Regions from separate parts of the Homo sapiens genome. Here region 1 is linked to region 2. Evidence: chromatin contacts called from ENCODE Hi-C or POLR2A ChIA-PET data. All regions are on one chromosome and are shown on one strand. Each heading gives the region's core, a stretch centred on a gene start or an enhancer-like site at or near the end of the contact. The rest is flanking DNA. Distances are from core to core; before and after follow the strand shown.

What was found. A loop is a pair of places that touch in the nucleus more often than their neighbours do. ChIA-PET counts read pairs that join two places held with the same protein, here RNA polymerase II (POLR2A). Pooled maps may share reads with other maps.
Region 1: a loop to region 2 is called in a map of Calu3, with 2.0 times the contacts of the local background. The contact joins two enhancer-like sites. A Hi-C loop is called at or near these places in 1 of 168 maps with a recorded cell type or tissue (Calu3) and 1 of 50 pooled maps. POLR2A ChIA-PET finds 5 or more read pairs at or near these places in 2 of 52 experiments (HepG2 and activated CD4-positive, alpha-beta T cell).

Annotation. Positions count from the first base shown.
Region 1 is chr2:226,577,633-226,580,332 of GRCh38, forward strand. No RefSeq gene overlaps it. Among named protein-coding and RNA genes, the nearest start is that of MIR5702, 80 kb to the right of the region's middle. Within about 2 kb of position 1,384, at least 2 of the 41 ENCODE cell types and tissues checked have a DNase peak (open chromatin) inside an H3K27ac peak, as active enhancers do.
Region 2 is chr2:226,513,757-226,516,459 of GRCh38, forward strand. No RefSeq gene overlaps it. Among named protein-coding and RNA genes, the nearest start is that of MIR5702, 140 kb to the right of the region's middle. Within about 2 kb of position 1,382, at least 2 of the 41 ENCODE cell types and tissues checked have a DNase peak (open chromatin) inside an H3K27ac peak, as active enhancers do.

The DNA.
Region 1 (2,700 bases), core at 134-2,633, 64 kb after region 2:
CTCTTGACTTTTGTGGCTGGGCCAATTATATCTTTACCTATGGAAGGAGAAATATGAGAGGGAGGCTCTTGCCTTCATTTCTGAGCAGCAAAAACATACAAAAGAATGAACCGGCCAGGCGCGGTGGCTCACGCTTGTAATCCCAGCACTTTGGGAGGCCGAGGCGGGCGGATCACGAGGTCAGGAGATCGAGACCATCCTGGCTAACACGGTGAAACCCCGTCTCTACTAAAAATACAAAAAAATTAGCCGGGCGTGATGGCGGGCGCCTGTAGTCCCAGCTATTCGGGAGGCTGAGGCAGGAGAATGGCATGAACCCGGGAGGCGGAGCTTGCAGTGAGCCGAGATTGCGCCACTGCACTCCCGCCTGGGCCACAGAGCGAGACTCCGTCTCAAAAAAAAAAAAAAAAAAAGAATGAACCGTGACTTTTCAAACCAAGTTGTAAACACAGTCAACCAGCCAGCCATAGCCCAGGACACCACACTACATTAATGCTTTAAAGTACTGTTCACTATTTTAATACTGTTTGAATGATTTTTCTGATATGTAACTCAGACAACACCAAATTCATCACCGACCTAGATACTCACACCTCATATGAGTTAGGTATTTTCATTATCCCTCTGTAATGAGGCAATTGAAGTCCATTAAGTGACTTGTCCAAGGTCTTTTTATGTGTACCTGGACTATATAACCCAAGCCTTTATCAGACCCCAGGTTTTCCACACACAGAAATATTTGGGTTTTATTATTCCACAGTCCATTTAACTTGCCAGATATAGCTGTTACAATATAGGAACTTGGGTTGGGTCCTCCCTCACCACTTTAAATTTATTAACCTTGCTGGGTTCTCTTGGTACACTTGCAGGACACCACGGAGAGGAAGTGACTGGGGCAGTGGTTAAGCATAGTCCTTGGAGCCACTTTGCCCAGGTTGAATCACGACTTTCTAATCCCCAGCCACAAAACCTTGGCATGTTGCTTAGCCTCTGTATTCCCCCAATAGCATTGTCTGTGAAATGAAAATGATAAAACTTCCTTTCAGGGTTTCGGTGAGAATTGACCATTGCACATAAAATTCTTAGAACAGTGTCTGACACATAGTAAGGGCTAGATACATGTTAGCTTGTCTGAAGCATCCCTGAGATCCCTTCCAGCAAGAAATTTCTATACTTTTCTGAAATTAAAGCACCAAATTAATCTCTTAGACAATTACATAAAATTTGGGGGTCTGTGGCATTTCCTTTAAGATAGGGACGTGGAAAAAGCAGATAGGCATAGGTAAAGCAGGTGGCCACTTACATAATGTGATCCAGTTGGATGACCATATTCTGTGTTGAAGAAATCAAGCCCCTTTGACAGGGGAAGGGGGAAGTGGCACTATGAATAATTTCAGTGGAATGATTGTGATCTGGGATTGTGCAAGACCACTCCAGGACATGTTGTCTGCACCCTCTGTGGGTTATGAGAGGACTTCCACCTGCCCTGTAAATATCTCACTTACTATTGAGCTGAGGTTGTCCTCTTTCCTCATACTGAGTTTGAATTTCCCAGCACTTGAGATACCCAATATCATAGTCATCCCTTAAATTAGAAATAAAACCCATACTTAAAAAAACCCTCATATACCTCTACTTTATTATTCCTACTCCTATTCTAAATGAGATTCCACTAAATTTTTTGAAAGATGCATGAATCTTTACCTAAACCTTATACCATGTACAAAAATTAAGTCCAAATAGATCATAGGCTAAGATGTATAATAGAAATTATAAAGCTTTTAGAAAAAAATAAAAGAAAATATTCCAGATTTAGAACTAGAAAAGGAGTTCTTAGATTTGACAACAAAAACATGACCAATAAAAGAGAAAAAAGGGTAAATTTTTGCCTTGCAAAAGAGCATGTTTGAGACACATTATGGAATGGAAGAAATATTTGCAAATTACATATCTAACAGACAAATTATGTTGTAACAACTCTCAAAACTCAACATGAAAAAAACAACAATCCAATTTTAAAAGTGGGCAAAAAAAACAGTTCACTGAAGAGGATACACAGATGACAAATAAGCTCATGAAAATATGTTCAACATCATTAGTCATCAGGGAAATGCACGTTAAAACCACAAAGATATATAAATGTAGTGGTATAGGCAAAGTAGGTGGCCATGTATATAATGTGCTCTAGCGTGATGACCATATACTGTATTGAGGAAACTGGCAACTTTAAGAGTGGAAGAAGCACTATTAATAATTTTGATGAAACAACAAGCTTCATCTGAGACTATTGCAGACAAGCCCATTAGAATAAATAAAATAAACAATAGCAATTTGAACAAATATCAAATGCTGATGAGAATGTGGAGAAACAGTTACCAGAAAGGGGTCCCAATCCAGACCCCAAGAGAGGGTTCTTGGATTTCATACAAGAAAGAATTTGAGGCAAATCCATAAAGTAAAGTCAAAGCAAGTTTATTAAGAAAGTAAAGGAATAAAGAACGTCTACTCCATAGGCAGAGCAGCGGCGTGGGCTGATCAACTAATAATACTAATAGTTATTTCTTAATTATATGCTAAAAAAGGGGTGGATTATTCAGGAGTTTTCAGGGAAAGGGGTGGGCAATTCCTGAACCTGAGGGTTCCTCCCCTTTTTAGACCATAGAGGGTAACTTCCTGACATTGCCATAGCATCTGTAAATG
Region 2 (2,703 bases), core at 132-2,631:
TCCTATACTCACTCTCAACTGAAAATCTTTGCTCATCCTGTTTTCCTGAGTGGAAATGGCCTTTCCCTTCATTTCTTTTATCTAAACTTACTCTTCTTAAGATCCATATTATGTTTAAACTATAGGGCACACACCATCTCTTCTAGCCTCCTGGGATATTCCTTTTTCTATACTTCTATAGCAAATCCCAACTGCTCACTAGAATAGCTTGTCACACATTGCTTTACGGGGACATATAATTATTCCACATGAATACATCTTGTCTTGATATTTACGTTATAAGTTTCTTAGAATACTCCATAACAAATTATGCACATAAGAAGAATTCAGTACATACTTTCTGAATTAAAAGTAGTTTTCTTCCTATCTACCTATGTACTAGCATTATAAGAATAACATTATAGGCATACAGTGGAAAAGTTTCAAGAGTGAAAACAAATCCACACCTATGTATTATTAAATAGTGAGGGACAAAGTGCTAAAGTATTATATATAAAATTATTCACAAATATTAAAACTATTTTCTTTTTGTTGGAAGGTTTTCATTTTTTCTAAATGAAAGGAGGCAAACTTCTATTAAATAGCTAGAACAGTAAATGAAAAAAAGAAATGGTCTCTTGTTTTTTTCTCACTTAGAAATCTTTCTTTTCATGAATTATTCTTAATGCTAAGTAAACTGCATATATATATATATATGCATATATATGTATCTGCATATATATATATGCATATATATGTATCTGCATATATATATGCATATATACATATATATTCCCCCTGAACAAATTCTTAGTTTTTTCTGTATAATTTTTATTAAACAAGACCACACAAATGAGTAGGAAAGAAAACATTTTGTCATCCTTATGCTCGGACACTTACACTAAAATATTTTTGCCAGGAAGGAATAGACTAAACATACATCAAGCCAAATGGAGATGCTTACTTTAAGACTTGAGGTACTTCTTATGATTTAAGACATTAGACCATAATTTGAGAATGTTTGGAAAAAGCATGCAATGGCTTTGTTTCTGACCATCACTGCATAAAAGTCTATATATCCAAAAGATTTTACAAACACATGTGGGTGGCTAATAGTATTGTTTTAAGCTACATTTTAGTTTTTTAAACTAACTTTACAAACATTTTTGAGGGTAGCCTCAATTTTTAATTAAAATAATTGTGATCTTTCTTCTTGATCATCTCTGTCTTAGCACTTCTCATCTCAGGATGTAAGTCCAAAAAATGCATCTCTTTGCTGCATAAGTTATTGTCAGTCATGACTCATTTATCTGGTCAGAATTAAAGAAAATAGTTTCTACTAAATGCTAGTGTTTCCTCTGAGGTATGTCTTTTGGGGTGTGGCATGGGAGTGGATAGACACAGCGGTAACCTTTACTCATTCATTTGATACATATGACTTGAGCACTTCATGGGCAAGACTCTGTTAGATGCTGAAGATACAGCAATGAAAGAGACAGATACAGCCTTTATTCTCATTGAGTTTGTATTAAAAGAGACACTTGGACATTAAACAACTAGTTACACAATAATTTAATCATGATAGTGGTAAGTACTAAAAAGGAGAAAAATAGCTTGGCAACCCGGAAACTCTTCAGAATTAGCCCCCTTTTTAACCATTGTTGTCCTATCCTTTGTTCCTATCATTTATTCCTAGGAGAGATTTTATTTAAACTACTTATAATTAACAAACTCCAGACAGTCTCTAGTGAATGACTCAACATGACCCTGCAAACTTTTCAAAGAGATCAGAGTACAAGATTTTGAAATATAACCAACATGTTTTGACCAAACTTAACCTATGAAATTAGACCAGGATAAGTTAAATATAAACAGGTTTCTCTAGGAGTAAACATACATGAGACAAACACAAAAAAATGTATGGTGAGCAGTTCCCAGCATAGCCTCCCCCATCTTCTCATTAAATACAAACGAACACTGGGCAAAAGAGGACACATTGACAACACACAGAAAAACTAAGATTGATAGTCAACCTAAAACCAGAATCTAGGAGGAACTGGCATTAATTATAAGGGGGTTAGATCTGGATTGTGAAACACATATCAAGGCTTAAACACATGGCATAGTGAATGAATAAAGGCTCCTTGACAGAGAGGCTTTCCCCCTCTCAGAGAACAGGCAGGTTGCACGTGGACCCCTGGGAATTTCTCTGAAAAGATAGAATCTACTTCCAGGCACAATCAATGCTGGGAGTAAGCAAAGCAAATTGCTATGAATGAGGCAGGCATGAACCAGACTTTTGCGTAGTACTGTTTTGTTTTATGTTTAATATTATTATCCAAAACAGTAGAGTAAGGAAAATAACACCAGAGTAGCGATACACTAAAACACTAAATGAAGGCCTTCTAGAAATGGAGTAATGTGTAGAACAGCCTGCACCTCATCTGAAAATCCAAGAAAGATATGAGACAACAAGGTCAAGGACAGGAGCAAAGACAAATAACTTACCCTTCTACTGAAAACTCTAAGTCTTGACTGTTCCTGCATTGTAAAAGTATGAGACAAAAGACAAAGGGGGAACAAAAACTATTATAGCAGAATGAAACTATTAGAACAGCATCTGTGAAGCTTGAAGGAAGAATATGCTTTGATTATGAGTTAGATGTAACGATGTCCCCATTACTGAAACATGAGATGTGTTTCCTTTCAAATCAGAAATAAAGC